Linked DNA regions of Mus musculus: region 2 is linked to region 1. A link is a loop called in an ENCODE intact Hi-C map of the cell type or tissue named here. Cell type or tissue: heart. All regions are shown on one strand.

Region 1 (8,000 bases):
GGCCTGGGGTATGTGAAGCCAGCCTGGCTGATGCCCCAGGGTCCCACCCACTCCTAACATGTCTGCACATAGTGACCCTGGTTACCCATAATGCCTGCCACACAGGTCCTGCAGTTCCCTCTCCGATTTTGAAGTTCCACCTTCAGATCATCCCAAACAGCCTCCTCCCCCAGAGAACGGGGACAGAGAAGCCACATCAGTCAAGCCTGTCCTAGTATCTCAACTCTGAGAAAAGCACTTGTCCTCCTTGGTGAACTATGTGGTGTCGGCCAACAGAAGAAATCACAGGAGCCCACAAGGTGGGTCTGAGGAGGCACAGGGGCTGGCGGGGCTCCATAGTATGCTCTATGTTCTTCCTGCTGGACTGAGCAGCACCTGCAGCCCCAGCCTCACCATGTTAAGGATAAAAATGGCGACAACTTCAATAGGACCATAGGTCAGGCAGCACACTCCAGGGGTCATGCAGGCAATCCCCCTGCCCAGGAATACTTCCTAACAATGGGCTATCAGGGAGGGTGACATCCAGGATCAGCTCCCATGTGCTCTGGTTTAATGTCCACCAAAATGGAGAGTCATCTTTCTCTAATCTATACCTGTGCCAAAATGGCCTGAGGAGCACCATACCAGTCCAGCTCAGAAAATGAAATTCTGTTCTTAAACTTCCTACATCGTTGGGCATCCTTTGGGGGAATTAAAAAAAAATTACTCTGACAAAACCAAACCCTAAAGGTCTTTCTATAGATAGAACCTGACCCAGAGACTCCCACGGCACCCCCTGCTCTGCCCGACACAGACAACACCCCCTCTCTTCATTTCCAGTCTCACCTGCACCAGAACATACTGGCACTCCCCCGGGAACAGGTACTTGAGTCCATCGAAGGTGAGGTAGTGGGCCATACCAATGGCAGAGCAAGTGGCGTCACACACATGGTTCGTGCAGTTCCACTTCCGCTCCCGGCAGACACTAGGGACAGCAATCAAGTGTTACTGGTTTGTACCTTAGGCACCAGGGGTTCAATCAGGCCTTAGGAAACAAGGAGGCAAACCAAATAATAATAATAATAATAATAATAATAATAATAATAAAATAAATAAAAAGCCGGGCGTGGTGACACACACCAGCACTTGGCAGGCAGAGGCAGGTGAATTTCTGAGTTCAAGGCCAGCCTGGTCTACAGATTGAGTTCAAGATGCCAGGTCATCACGTAGGTAGCCTCAAGAAGCCAAGCATTTGGAGCCTGTGGAAGGCACATGGGCCTCAAAGCACAGAGTCTGCAGGAGAAAGGAAGGCCAGGCTGCTCTCGAGTTCCCAGGAGGATACAGAGATATGGAGTGAAGTGGGTGAAGAGAAGGCAGGCGTCCTCCCTAAGCCATGTGCCATGGACTCGCTAGAGTATATCCTCACCCTAAAAGCTACAGAGTGCCCGAGATTAGCTACAGGCTCACTGTATCACAGGCACACTGAGGCTAAAACCCCTTTAGACCAACAGAGATTGCAGGACGAAGTACCAGAAACACTCGGAGACTGAAAACCAGACTCCGAGTCGGCCAGGAGTGGTTTTCTGTGTGCGGTTAAGTGTTTATATCTATAGTGATCTGCTAGCCGCATGTCCCACCCCTCACTGCCCTTAACCAGAGCTGATCTCGGGAAGCCCACTCGTGCGTGCGTCAGAGGTGGTGAGCTCAGTCCTTAGGCACATGGCCTCAAAGACTGTCTATAGCCCAGGATTAAAAGGGTGAGTGGAAGGGGGTGCCCATGAAGGATAGTCAGAGAAGGCGGAAGGAAACCTATGCCTCCCAAACCCCTGTGCCCTCAAGCCCACTCTCAGAGCACACGGAGCCTGTGGGAAGAGATGGGCCTTGAGATCCAGCCTTAAGGAAAAACAGAACACATCATCTGCACAGAAAATGATGGAGCCTGGAGACCATCATGCCAAGCTAATTAAGCCAGACTCAGAAAGACAATTAACATGTCTGCTCTCATAGGTAGGGTCCAGATTTATTTAGAAGATACAAAAGTAGATGGAGAAGTATTCGGGGGAGGGGAAAGAACTGTGGGAGTAGGGAGGGGGCCAAGGGACGATGACACTGGAGAATGTGTGAGCAAAGTACATTATATATGCATGTATGTAAATGTCTATGAAATGATTACCTTGTACAATTAATAAAAATAAATAGAGAGAGAGGAGGAGGAGAGAAGGAAAGAATGGACAAAGGGAAGAAGGGAGGGAAGGCAAGAGAGAAACAGAGAGAGAGACAGAGACAGAGAGTTGAGAGGACCTTTCCAAACCCACCCCATACCCAGCCAGGTCACTGACTGCAAGGGCCTCTGTAGAAGAAGATCCTCCCAGAGCAGAGTCGCCCATCTGTAGGGAGCAAGAGTGTGACTGAGCAGTAATGGGAAAGAGCATCTCACAGATGGGGAAACAGAGGCAGAGCAAGGGAAAGAGCACTGGGGTTCCCATGGGGTGTGAGGACAAGTGTCAAGTCCTGTGTCCCACAGATCCTGGTACTAGCATGATGGAGGGCCCCTGGGCGGGCACCCCAGAGGCTCACCAGGTGTTGCAGCCAATCTTCACTGTGTCTCCCGGGGCGTACTCTGCACCCTGATGGAAGCAGGGACACCGCTCCAAGGCCACACACTTGTTTTCGTGCCGGACCTAGAGGAGAAGAACTCAAGTGTGTCAAGGGCCACAGAGACTGATATCAAGCCACGATGAGAATGTGTCCTGGCGCTCAAGTCTGCCAGGAGCCAGCGTGAAGAGAGACACTGAGCCAGGGATAACCTCAGCAAGGAAGTAGCCAGGGCAGGAGTCAATAGCAGGCCGGGGTGCGGCAGACATGGGCATCTTCTGCATTGTGTCTCCCTGTCGCCTGCCTCTATCCTGCTGGGTGTCATAACCTAGGACACGTTTGCAAAGACTTCAGAAACCCATGTCAGAAGCCCTGAGAGTATATACACCAGACACAGCCATGTCACACAGACAGTGTCTCCAGAGGGCATGGGAGTGTGGATGGCAACTAAAGGAGAATTATTTACCAGTGAACTGGGAAAAAGCAAGAGTCAAGTGTTCAGAGACAGGCAAATGATGCCCTTCTTAAGGATTCCCCGGGAGCTGGTCTGCTGCGGAGTGCTAACGGATCTTCCAGAGGACTCCTTAACGAGGTGAGCGATGCCTAGCTAAGCTGTTAGTTTTCAAAAATGGAGAAGTAAACTGTACACACATGTGAACCAAATTTCATGCATATGGAATATAGACGTCATTGTTGTTGTTGTTGTTGTTGTTGATGATGATGATGATGATGTTAACCAGGTAGTGAGCTGGGATAAAGGATACTGGGCATTTTTTTCCTTTTTAATTTTATTTTTTTCCCAAATGTTCTTTGACAAGTGGGTGTTATATCCATAATTGAAGAAAATGCATGTCATGTTTGACAAGAATTAATAAGCATCTAGCACCCTAGACTCCTCCAAGGACTGAAGAGAAAGGAAACATAGCAAAGCCACACTCAAATCATGTCCAAGACATGTGGGATCAGGTGACGCTTCTCCCAGGGTCACCTTTTCTAGTCTCAATGCTCTGACACGCTGTCCACAGAGGTTCCTTCCTCCTTCCTCAACCCCTCGGGAAGAGACTCTGTAGCCTGCTACACTTCCTGGGTCTGCTAGGGACACGTGGGTAGGGAAGGAAGCAAGACCTTCTGGCTTGGTGGGCTTAAGAAGAGTTGCCAAGGCCACCCTAACCCCACCACCATGATCCACTGCCACCTCAACCAAGAAGCAGCCCTGGATAACTGCACTGGTGGGACTTTATCTTGAAAGTAGTATAATATACGTTGATCATATACTCTCCCCTGTTACCCTCTCCTGTCCTTTGGGACAGCCTAGGGAGGCCCACAGCTGCTATTCTCCAGTAGTACCTGGCAAGCAAGAAGAGGGAGCTAGTCTGCATGATCCCCCAGTCCAGTGATCTGGTAAGATCCCCTGCAAGCCTGAGTTCCTAGACCTTTGAATTAAATTAGATCCTGGGCTTAGAGGTATGCAGAGGATTTCCATAGCAGAATCGTTGTTTAAAACGATATGTGTGCTCGCACACGCACACACACACACACACACACACACACACACACACACCCCTGCACTGGGGGGTGGAAAGAGTAATATTCTCTCCAGTTAGTACCACATCTCTCGGCCTTAGGAGGTGTCCTCAAGTCCCTTGCCCTGTAAGTGGTGGGGCAGTATGGGTACAAAGAGCTAGAAAGAAGCCAGTCCATTGTATCATTGGTAGTGTTTGAGCCTGCTGCTACCACAGTACTTAGAAGACAAGAAGCCTATGAGATCAACAGAGAAGGCAGCCAGTTGGTTGGAGCAAGGAGAGGCTGCAAACATCTCCCTTCAAGAGCCTTCCAAGGCTCACAATAAAGGATGGGTGGGTTACAGGATGTGAAGCTCACAAAGAATCAATAAAAAGTTGAAGAAGAAAAAAAAAAAAAAAAAAAAAAAGTCCAAGCTTTGTCAGTTTAGACTTCAGTCTGAAGTCTGCCACCTAGTGGTAAATATATGCACACTGCTACAGTTAGTGGAGATGGGTGGCTGCATTTACAAGAAGGGAACCCTACCCCTGCTCACCTGGTGTCTCACCTCTGACGGACACTCTCTGTCCTTCACCTGCGGGCAAGTGTGGCAACAGGTTCCCAGGCCTCCTGGTGTACATACTGTCTATGCTGACCTCCCTTCCAAGAGTCACCCCACTATCAAGAACCCTGCATGGATGCTGCAGGATCTCCATGCTCCCATTTCATCTAGGTGGGTCTATGTGCCCAGCTCTCCTCAAATGGACACCACACCAAATCCCAGCTCTTCAATAGGATAGCGATGCCACAACTGTTCTGAGTTCTCACTAGCTGGGTGCACTCTCCTCTGTGCCCTGATTTGCCTTAGTGTCATCACTATCTGGCAGGCTGCAATATCAAGATAGGGGCTCCGTGTTAAACAAGGGCCGCTATCAAGACAGCATTGATGTGGGGACTGGTGAGTGGGCAAAACATGGCCTTAAAGGAGAAGAAAAGGTTCCCAGGCACTGTGTGGACACTTCCTGACTTGAGAGAGATGGTATAGACACAAGATCCTGGTCAAAAACACTCAGAGAAAGCCTTAAAGAAATCCCTGGCAACTGAGAACCACAGAGATAAAGGGAATTGGCCAGGAAGTGGGCAAGCCAGGTAAGCAGCCATAACTGAGCTATGTAGCAAGTCACTGAAGCTGAAAGTCTGACCTGAAGGCAGCCACCTCTGCCCAGCATGTCCTTTGAGAATACGACAGTGCTGCTGACGCCTGTAGAAGACTGGAGAAAGCATGGCAGGGATACCCACCAAGCGCTATCAGCTCATGATTGTCCAGTAAGCCTTGTCCAAGCTCAGAGCCTCATCCTCAGTCCGTCTCAAGAACAAGTACAAGGCAGAAAAAAACTGCTTCGTTACCCTTCTCTGGAAATTGCTCTATTCCTCACTGTACTTGAATGCCAAACAGACTACTCACTCTCCAAAAATGTTTGCCGTCACCTGTCCTCAGTGGTTCTAATCCATCCATAGCCACAGCTCAATGTAACTGAGTCCCACCACACGTCGTTTAAGGGGAAAGCAATCCTATCGGATAACTCACACTAACGAGTGAGTGACTCTTCCTGTGGGGATTTGTCATGCTGTAAGCTTTTTATAAAGTCTTGTTCATTAACCAAATGAGCATATTCCCATCATATTTCAGTGAACCTGGTTAGGTGACAAATTGTGACTATGATAAGTATTTTTGAGAGAGATGGGCTTTCTTGGATCTTATAAATGCTTTTTACTTAACAAAGCATTCACCTCTCACGCATGAGGCCCCGTAAAATCTCTGGTGTCCAAAAATGAAGCTCACTCTAGACGGAACCTTGTACCTGGGATCTAGTTTTTAAGAATAATTTCCTGTGTCTTTCAGTTCCTGACAGGCCATTCCCTAATGTCAGCAAAACTGGGTACCAGTCTGAAAGATGTGGCTGCTAGATCTCAAAGGATCAATCATCATCTCCCAGACGATGATGCGACACATTCTTCAGAGGCCTGAGTATTTGCAAGCCAGTGTCCTGGCCTGAGGTCTAAGAACCAGGCAGGTTGAAGGATCCTGGCTCTGCCCTGGACTCCTACAAGGATCCAAAGCTGTGGATGGAGTGAGGGAAACAGGCCCATGGGCTGTGTTCTGCTGCTGACTAGTGGCGAAATCAGGTAATATCCTAACTTAAAGGAATGGCAGCTGCTCCAGGCAAAAAGTTCAGGAGCATTGTCAACGAAGAAAAAGTATTAGCCTGGGCTATCCAGTAAGTTCCAGACCGGCCCGAACTACAAAGTGAAGCCCATCACAAATATTCAAAACCATCAGGAAAGACTTGAGAAGCCCCCTTTCAGTCACCCATGGTTAATCTGCATGGACTTACTGTGACCGTGGTCACCATGACACCAATACAAAGCCACTGGAATGCCTATGACTCCCCTCTTTAACCTTCCCTCTATACCCTTCGAACCCAATATTACAGGTGAAGAAACAAAGATCTGAGGTGACTTGCCACTTGACTCAGTGTGGGGACCTAGGACTGGAAGCACCAAATCACCACCGCCGTGGTTCTTGCCACTTGTAAAATCTCCCACCCCTACCCCTTCGAGAAGACCTTGGGGCAGCTGCGGGCGGGGCGGGGGGGGGGATAATCTGCTGTCTGTAGTGGAGCAGAAGGCCTCAGCTCAGCAGGAGGCAGGCCTGTGACACTGGGAAAGAAAAGGCCTCACCACTTTCCTCCAACATCTTCAAAGAAGTGCTTTTAGGCTTAGAGGAGACAGGCATGGAGGAAACATGGTTTGTAGAAGAGGACAATGGCCACTCAAGGTCAGGCCAGTGTCAGAGCTGACCAGTGACAATGAGAATGCAGAAACAGACTGTAATGTCACATCTGTTATAAGTGATGAAAACTGGGTGGATCCTATACTTTCGTTAGTTGGTTGGATGGATGGGTGGATGGACAGACGGTTGAATGGATGGATGGTTGGATGGTTGGTTAGATGGATGGATGGTTGGATGGATGGTTAGTTGGTTGGTCTTTTTTGCCTTTTAGAGTCCTAGAGATGAAGCCAGAACCTTACACTGACTCATAACCTATGGCGGTTTGAATAAGAAAAAAACCCCATAGGTTTCTCGTTTTAATACCTAGTTATCAGTTGGTACAGCTAGTTATCAGTTGGGAGGATTGGAGGTCATGCCCTTGTCAGAGGAGGGATGTCTTTGTGGGAGGTGGGCTCTGAGGTCTCAAAAGCCCACACTATTCTCAGTTCTCTCTTCTCTCTGCCTCCTCCTTGCAGATAGGGATGTGAGCTCTCAGCTACTGCTCCAGCACCATGCCTGCCTGCCTGCCTGCCTGCCTGCCTGCCTGCCTGCCTGCCTGCCTGCCTGCCTGCCTGCCTGCCTGCCTGCTGCCTGCCTGCCTGCCTGCTGCCTGCCTGCCTGCCTGCTGCCTGTCTGCCTGCTGCCTGTCTGCCTACCTTCATGCTGCCTGCCTGCCTGCCTGCCTGCCTGCCTGCTGCCTGCCTGCCTGCCTGCCTGCCTGCCTGCCTGCCTGCCTGCCTGCCGCCTGCCTGCCTGCCTGCCTGCCTGCCTGCTGCCATGCTCCCCAGGATGGCCATAGACTCTAACTCTGGAAGTGTAGTCTCATATATACTCTCATCTTCCTCAGCTTGTGTTGGCCATGATGTTTTATCACAGCAGTAAAACAATAACTAAGACATACTCTCAACTCCTATCACTACTTTCTGTTATTTTATTTTCTCAGAGAATCCGTTTTCACTGTATTTAAGAGCATTGATCTGCAACAGACTGGAAAGGTAAAAAAAAACAGATCTTACACCATCCCACCGGTGGCAAGACGAGGAGCTGACCCAGGAAGTTTCTAAAACTGAGTCTCAGTTATTTACAAACACAA
Region 2 (8,000 bases), 930 kb before region 1:
AGGGAAAGTTTTTGTTGCTAGTTGCACTGGAATATTGTTAGACCCAGTAGGAAAAGGACTATTTTGAATGTGATTGATAAATAGATAGATGTGATGCCCTCTTTGTGGGCATCAAGGCTGATTATTATCCACCCTCAGGACAGCCCCCAACCCAGGGAGCACAGTGCATCTGACTTGTGTGGCTCTGACCTGCAGATGGCCTGGACCTCAATCTCAGCCCTGCCACTTACAAGCTGTATGATGTTGAGCAAGTTGCTTAACCTTTCTGTGCTGCACTTCCCTCATACAATTTCTAGTTCTCCACCTCAGGGCTGGCCTGACTCCCTCAGCTGTGAGTCAGGTAATCCAGAATCTCCCTACAGGCTGCAATGTTGTTCAGAGTGGCTAAGCAAGGTTGGGGGTAAAGCATCCTTGTCTCGACTGTCTAGGGTAGACAGAGCTCTCAGTGGTGTCTGGTCAAGCCTCCCTCTCAGTCTGGGATGCCAGTAGACACACCCCTCCACAATGTGGATGATCTATAAGCCTCTGGGAGCACTTAGTGGGGGCAGTCAAAGAGCACCTTCTTCCAGCAGACATTCTCTTAATACAATCGATTTTACTTTGGAGCAAAGGGGCATCTCAGGGTTTCAGGTCCCACATGGAGGTTTCTCAAGACTCACATGACAATTGTAGGGGTTGGTAGTATAAAGACACAAGGTGGGAGCTGGCAACAGAGGGTGCCCAGTCCTCAGCTGGAAGACTTTTGCCTTTCAATAACTTCATCTCCAGGATTTAGTCTCAAGATGTTTACATGTGGATGTTCAATGTATCTAGTGGACATATATACCCCAGGGCATTTGCAGCCTGCTCTATGATCAGGCTTTAGGAGGTATTGACAATGTTTGTCACGGGTTGGATGGGGGAAAGAACAGCAGGGAGTCTTTGTGTTGGATGAGGAAGGGACTTAGGTTAACCTGGATCAAGATGTAAGGGTGAAAGCAAGAGCCTCTTAGACACATAGAAATGGGAAGTGAGCACCAGGAAATGAGAGGATCAGACTGATGCAGAACAGTGCACAGGTCTTGGCTATGGAGGTTCTAGAAGAGCAAGGGCCAGCTAGAAACATTATTTGAATGATCTAAAAATGATTCTTTTGGGTAAAGAGTGGCACATGTTAAGACAGGGAGGGTTGCAAGGACTTGTCTTCTGATTGGAGGCCAGCTAAGGCTCTTTCTTGACAATGTCACGGACAGGACGGAGCAAAGGGGTGAGTTCAAATATGGTGTGTATCCATGTGTGTGCACAGCCCAGTGTGTGCAGGCTGCCATGGTTCTAGGCAGCCACAGTCTTCTCCATGTCTTCAGGTCTCTTCATGCCTTGGTGCCAGGTGCGGAAGCTGGAGAGTTTCCTATCTGCTGAGTCTTTACAGCGCCACAGAGCACAGTCTGTCAGAAGGAGAAACCGAGGCACTATTTCCTAAGGAGCCTGGTGGGAGGAGATGTCCTGGGCTTGCTGGGAGCCAGGCACAGGTGTCCATAGGCTGGATGACTCAATCCAGTAGGTTGGTTTCTAAACTGGAATATTTTCCCCTTGTCTTGTAAAACAAAGAGGGTGGATTGAACCCAGGAGAGCTGTTTGGATGGGCATCCATTTTAATCTCGGCTTTTTAGGTGCAGGGTGAGGTAGGTGCTAGGGAGATTTGATCTGTAGTTTTTAGTGACTGCAGCTTCTCTTCAGATTGTTGGTACATGGAGAGCTAGAGGGGAGATGAGGATTCAACAGGCTGAGAAGGGGATCCCTAATCCTTCACCTCTGTGAGAGAGGGGGAGTGGGGGAGAAGAGACTCAAGTCTGGGACAGGGAGGAGCTGCCTAGGCTGGGACAGGGAGGAGTGCCTAGGACATGGAGAAGGTGCCTAGGCTGGGACCGGGAGGGCCCAGGGTGCTGGCAAGGCCCCATGCACTCTGTATCTAGCTATTGTTTTGATTGACTGACTATCTATCTATCTCTCTATCTATCTATCTATCTATCTATCTATCTATCTATCTATCTATCTATCTATCTATCTATCCATCTTTGATTTTGAGACAAGACCTTTTCATGTAGCCCAGGTCAGTATTGAGTTCCTGTTGACATGGTAAGGGCACTTTTGCTAAGACAGGACATTGTGAAACAGTCGGTGGTGGGACAACAAGAGAAGACCATTCACTTCCACGTGGTGCTGTCCTCTCTGCATTCCTTCTGACCCCTGTCCTTCGTTGCTGTGGGGTCTCTTATTCTCTTTGACTGTAAGAAAAGCAGGGCATTCAGAGTGGACACAGATGGCATTGGGGAGTGTGTGTGTGTGTGTGTGTGTGTGTGTGTGTGTGTGTGTCTGTGTCTGTGTCTGTGTGTGGTGTGCATGAGAACACATGTGGTGTGAGAAGGATCAAAAGGGCTAGGGCTCACCAGCAGACCAGAGCACAGGATCAGAGAGTTTCTGGGCAGGGCGGGTAGGGCAAGGTCCTGCCTGAGTCAGCCCAGAGGATGCTCCATCAGACTCCTGTCAGCCTGCACAGCTGGAGCAGCAATCCTGGTGGCACTCACTGAGGAGCCAAGAGCATCCCCAAGACTGAGTAAGTAAAGCAATGGAGGACCCCAGGGCTCGGTGGGAGCTGAAGAAGCCAGGGATACTCAGTCAGACCTGGCCTTACAGTCTGAGACAAGAGAGGAGTGGAAGAGGGGGTGTCTTCATACCTGTCTTTCCCTGTCCTCCAACCCCTGCTTGATATTTCTGTCCCTTGAACCCTGTCATCTCTAAGCCACTGCTAGAGGCTGGAAATACCAAACAGAAATTAAGGTGTGAGCCCAAGGACCCATGTGGCCAATAGCATGCACCACAGGGGTGGGTGTCAGGTGTCCGAAAGCAAGTGGCAGGTGTCTATGGTCCCAGGGGCCAGCCGGGGAGATGGAATGGGGGTCTCAGGTTCATAGATCCACAGAGGGAGGCAGGACTTGCAGGCAGCAAGGACTTAGACAAGATGCAAATCTTATTTCTACTTACAGGTGCGCCCTTGGCATATGCTGGAGAGCGATGGAATCCACAGGTCGGGCTCTCAGAAAACAGAGGTAGGAGATCATGGAAACCCTCATTAGTTCTCAGCCAACCTGACATTCTGAGGATGAGAGGCAGGACTGAGTGAGCTTTGGAGCTGGCTAAGGAGCGTCTGGGATGGGTGGGCCGCTCCCCTGACTGCCATTGCCCCTCTTTGCTTCTCTAGACTCAAGGATACTCCTGGCTTCTGGTACTTATGCCTCTCCCAGAGAACTTAAGAACCTTCCTTGCTCCCAGTCTTCTCAGGTAGCAGTGGGCCCTGTGGTTTAAGTCCCAAAGTGACCCTCAGGAGCTGGCACAATCACTACTGCCTACAATCTGGGCCTGGTGTACTTTCTAGGACATATATTCTGGGTCATGCAGCTCTTCTCCTTTCTGAGGCATCTAAGGGATACGTCAAACCATGGGTGTCTACACCAAGGGTTAGAAGGCCTTGGAGGGGGTCACTGTAACACCCGAGACCCTTTGTCATCTTTGGCCATTCCATCCCTGTGACCAACCTTAGTGAACTCTCTTAACCAGTAGCAGGGGAGTCAGGCAGCCAGACAGCCAATGTGGAATTCACCATGGCCCCAGCACTCCACTGCCACTGCCATTTCTGCCTGCTGCTCTGAGCCCCTCCCAACCCAGAGCCTGTGGAGCAGGCACCACGGGGCTCTGGTGTGTCTGTTGCTCCATGATTTATTTTTGTCTCCCTCCCAGATTTCACGGACAGGGCTGTGCAGAGTGGCTGGTACCATCTGGTACCACGTGGGGGCACTGATACCTCACAGGATCGGAAATGTGCTGGAGAGCGCTTTTCATTTTACTGTGAGAGCCAGCCACTCCTCCTGCGGCCATCCCAATCCTCCGTGAACCCTCCATCGCCCGTGCCAGGTTCTTCTTCAGAATCCTCAGCAGCCCTCTTGGTTTCCATGACCCTGGAGGTAGGTGTTTTATCCGTGTGATTTGGTGCTCAAAACAGTGTTCATAGGGATAAGAGTTGAGCCCTTCAACACAGCATTGTCAACCAAAGAAACAAAGGGCAGAAGCCGTGCTCCCTAAACAGCCTCCAGCCTCTTTTTAAACCACACCCTCTCCCTCAGTTCTGGCGGGTGGCCTGCTCTTCTAGACAGGAATCACCACCCACCTATTGGATCCCAGAAGTTCAGCCATACTTGGGTTCTACATGTTCTTGCTCTACCAGAAAGCGGCATCTCCTCCTACTTGTTGAGGTTAGTCCTCCATTTTCAGTATGCCTCTGACCTGTGGCATATCTGCCATTCTCTTAGCACAAGCTTTGAAGGTTGGAGAGCATCTTCCATCCCCAGCCAGGCTTCCAGCTCCTTGTGGATAGGAAGGATGCAGGTGCAAACTTAAGTTCAGCTCAGCCCGTTAGCTCCCAGTGGAGCACTCCCATAGTGTCACAAAAAGCTCTGTGACTTTCTGACATGATCCTCACCTTTAGCCCAGTCCTTCAAGGTCGTGACACCTGACTTCTGGCTGACCATAGCTCCTTCTACTAGTCAATCAACTACAGTGAGCTGGGGCTGGGACTGAAGCTGAGAACATGTCCGGAAGCTGGGAGAAAAGTATGTTCCAGAAGCGAAATGGAAAAAGTTGATTATCCTGGAGTCTCAGACAGAGGACAGTGAACTGGCTCTCTTGGAGTTTTGCCAGCTTGGTTGTCGGCTCTGCAAGTTCCATGCCATGTGACATGGGACTTTTCTGAGAATGGGATGGGGCTCTCATTTTGTATGCATAAACTGAGTTACAGTATCTACCAATTAAAGGGAAGTTTTAGAAAGAAAATTCAACTAGGTGATGCTTGGGCCCTTGCCACTGGGGCTGGCACAGCTTAGTCATAGCTAGGGGACAGTCACATCATTATTGCTAGTGGCTCTCTTTCACCTGGAAGCAGAGTGGAAGTCTCTGGATTGGAAAATCCAATCTGAGGCCCGACAAGTCACTGGGTGGGAAAGGGGTGTACAGCCATGGGACCCAGCCAGAGTCTTAATGAGAGAAAAACAGCTACCCAGAAACAGCTCAACCCCAGGCTTTCAGCTTCTGCTCTGCAAATGACAACCAAGAATCTGCTTTGATTTTTCTCCATTTTCCCCTTCTCCTTCCTTTAGGATTTTTCAGGCTTGGGGATTGAACCCAGGGCATCTCACACGGACTTGGCCACTGAGTTACATCTTCAGTTCTTACTGTTTATGTTTGAAACAGAGTTACTAACTCTCTCAAGATGCTCTTAAACTCACTCAAACAGGCTTTAAATTTTTAGTCCTCCTGCCTCAGTCTCCACAGTAGCTGGGATGACAGGTGTGGCTAAGAATCTGAGTTTTCAACAAACTCAATCCTCCCACGGAGAAAGGTCCGGCTTAGCGTTTTTGGAAGTCCCTTTGTAATCACACCAGGACCTTCTCTCCTTCTTCTCCAAGCTAATGATCATTTGCCTGCAGATGGGTAGACATTGTGCGAGCAGAAAGTCCACAGAAACAGCGAAAGGCGGACCTCCCCTGGTTAGCCCTGTCCCCAGTAGGATGTAGCGTCACTGCACTTCTCCTTTATGCCCAGCAGAGGGCGAGCATGTGCTAGTGCTGTGACCGTTCAAATGGCACTGAGTTATTTACAAAGTGAAAATCCTTCACCTGCTCCTATATGGAGTTCTGTCAGCCAGGACTGGGTGGCATTCCAGGGATACAAGGCAGGCATCTTCCTCCAGCTGGATGTAGATGTTTGGTCTCAGTACCTGGCTCCTTAGGCTCCTCACTCTTCATCCATGCACTTGCATAGAGGTGGGTACCACCCACCAATTAGCAACTAGATTCTAGAGTAAATCGAAATGGAATACTGAATAGCAATGTGTGACAAAGATCATCAAACAGAAAAGCCATCTTTACATGTCACTTTCGGGGAGAGCCCAGCTGGGGAACCCAGAGGGTCTGCAGGACCATGTGGATAGATCACATCATAACTCACATGTGGTAGTGTGGAAAGAAGAGGCTCTTTCTTATGAACCTTTTACCCAGCTCGTTGCCTAGGTTGTGGGAGGAGACAGGATAGCATGTCTGAAGGATCCTAGACTCTGAAAACAGACTATTCAAACCCTAGGTTGGCCACACGTTAGTTGTGTGCCTTTGGGCAAGAATCTAAACTTCTGGAGCTTCAGTTTACCTATCTGTAAGATGGAGGCTATGGGAGCATAAATTGCCAACTATTGTGTATTGTTTAGATGATTTTAGATTCATATAATGTACTTGGCATACAGTAGGTGCTAAACAGATGCATGGTTGCTGTCGTTTTTCTTTTCAGCTTTTCCTTGAGTAAAACAAGTAAACCGGACCCTTTCCAAAGTGATATCTGAAGTTCCAGGAGACAAGCTTGGAGAAAGAAGGCCCCTAGAATGGACGCCCTCTCTCCTCCCTCTCCAGGTCTTCCTTCTGTAAGAACCTATATCAGCTCCACTTCCAGTGTATCTACTGCTACAGCATCATGTTCTTTCATTGGTGGGCTGGTGTCCCACGTGTTCTGGCTGGGAAGGTAAGTGTCGTCCCTCGGAGGTTCAGGGCCTGGTAAAGCAGGGTTTTTCTTTGCTGGACAAAATGACAGCTTAGGAGATGAGTGTCTCTGTGCCAGCATATCATGTCTCTGAGATGACCCTTCCCTGAGGTTATAAGGCTAGGCCTTTGTTGTTCCTGGGAGCATCCTGGTTATCTCTCCCAGAGGCTGGGAAAGTGGCTTTCCAGGAGCTCAGTCAACAGCCCAGAGAGTGAGAAAGAGTTATTATGCACTCACAGAGCATCCTGCTTCCCAATCCCTCCATCAGGACCTTAGATGGCTCATGCCAGATCTCAGATAGAACCTTAGTAGAGTTTCTATCCACAGCTTTGCAAGGGTATGCCCAGCTGTAAGGAGGCTGTTACCCACTTCTCTTTGGGTACATCTTTAGAACTTATACTGTGGAATGGCAGCCTGGTTCTGTATATAGGGGAAGCATTATTCTTCCTTGCTTGGGCAGGTGAGAAAGACCTGTTAGCTCCAGGAGCCTGAACTGACCCCCAGCGATGTTTTGGGTTATGCCTGTGTCCTGATACCTGACCAGGAACAAGCCTTTCTTATCCCAGGGTCTTCCTTGGTCTCCTTACTTGTCAGTCTCAGTAGCTACCTCTTCTGTTCTTTGCGATAACCATAGTGAACAAGCATGGTAGAGAACTTTTAACAGGTGCCCAGGCCTCATTCTCATCATCTGCAACATGGATGCTTCAGCCAGCTCACCCCCAAACACAAACATGCTGTGACCCCTGGCTGCTGATCAAACATAGAAGCCTGAGTACATTGAGTGTGACCATCAACAGGCACATATTGATGACAGTATGAGATGTCCCTCCCAGGGACTGGGAGTCTCTTGGTTTGCCACCAATGCTAGCATGCCAAAACTGGGTGACACACGGGGACAGCTGATGCATAGAAGGGTCAGGAGGATTCTGGAATCATGGGCTGGGTCTTGACATTTTCTCTGAACATTGGGAAATCTTTCTTCTGCTTGTAGACATGGTGTCTAGTCAAGGGACCCAGGGAAGGGTGTTGCCACTTTCTTAGGATGATGTCTGATGCTCCTGCTCTCTGTCCTCCTGTTTCTTTGTTCTAGATTCAGTTTGTAGCCAACACTACTCATGCTTTTTGCCATCTCTTCACCAAGTACCCCTTTCCAATGGACTCCAAAGCAACCATCGTTTCTTCATGTATTTTGGCCTCAGCATCCTTTTCTTCGGCTTCCACCAGCAGACATCCCCAAGGGACCCTGGAAGATGCCGAGATAAAAAGTGGAACCAGGGACTGATACTAACAGAGCTGTCCTCCTGGAGACCCTGGCAGAGGACAGCATAGCTCTTAGCAGATTCCTGGAACTGCAGTTGGTTGGATGAACAATGTCCTCCCTTCTA

What was found. Peaks named below come from ENCODE experiments on the same cell type or tissue, not always from the same donor. Only the 100,000 strongest peaks of a DNase experiment are listed, where the experiment ranks them.
Region 2: it touches region 1 in a loop (2.2-fold over the local background); 2 of 42 quality-filtered maps call a loop at or near these places.

The regions. Positions count from the first base shown.
Region 1 is chr6:125,619,199-125,627,198 of GRCm38, reverse strand. Vwf (Von Willebrand factor) reads right to left here. Exons shown (of 52, transcript NM_011708.4): 19 at 2,557-2,660; 20 at 826-964. Among named protein-coding and RNA genes, the nearest start is that of Ano2, 67 kb to the left of the region's middle. In heart, CTCF peaks have their summits at 4,558 (motif pointing left) and 6,240; a DNase peak (open chromatin) is centred at 4,691; H3K27me3 peaks cover 1,035 bases.
Region 2 is chr6:126,549,819-126,557,818 of GRCm38, reverse strand. Gm33320 (a long non-coding RNA gene) reads left to right here. Exons shown (of 5, transcript XR_378037.2): 1 at 1-2,593; 2 at 3,024-3,086; 3 at 3,775-3,998; 4 at 6,370-6,597; 5 at 7,706-8,000. Among named protein-coding and RNA genes, the nearest start is that of Gm33320, 4.8 kb to the left of the region's middle. In heart, a CTCF peak has its summit at 3,813 (motif pointing right); no DNase peak of the experiment used is centred here; H3K27ac peaks cover 387 bases; H3K27me3 peaks cover 1,434 bases.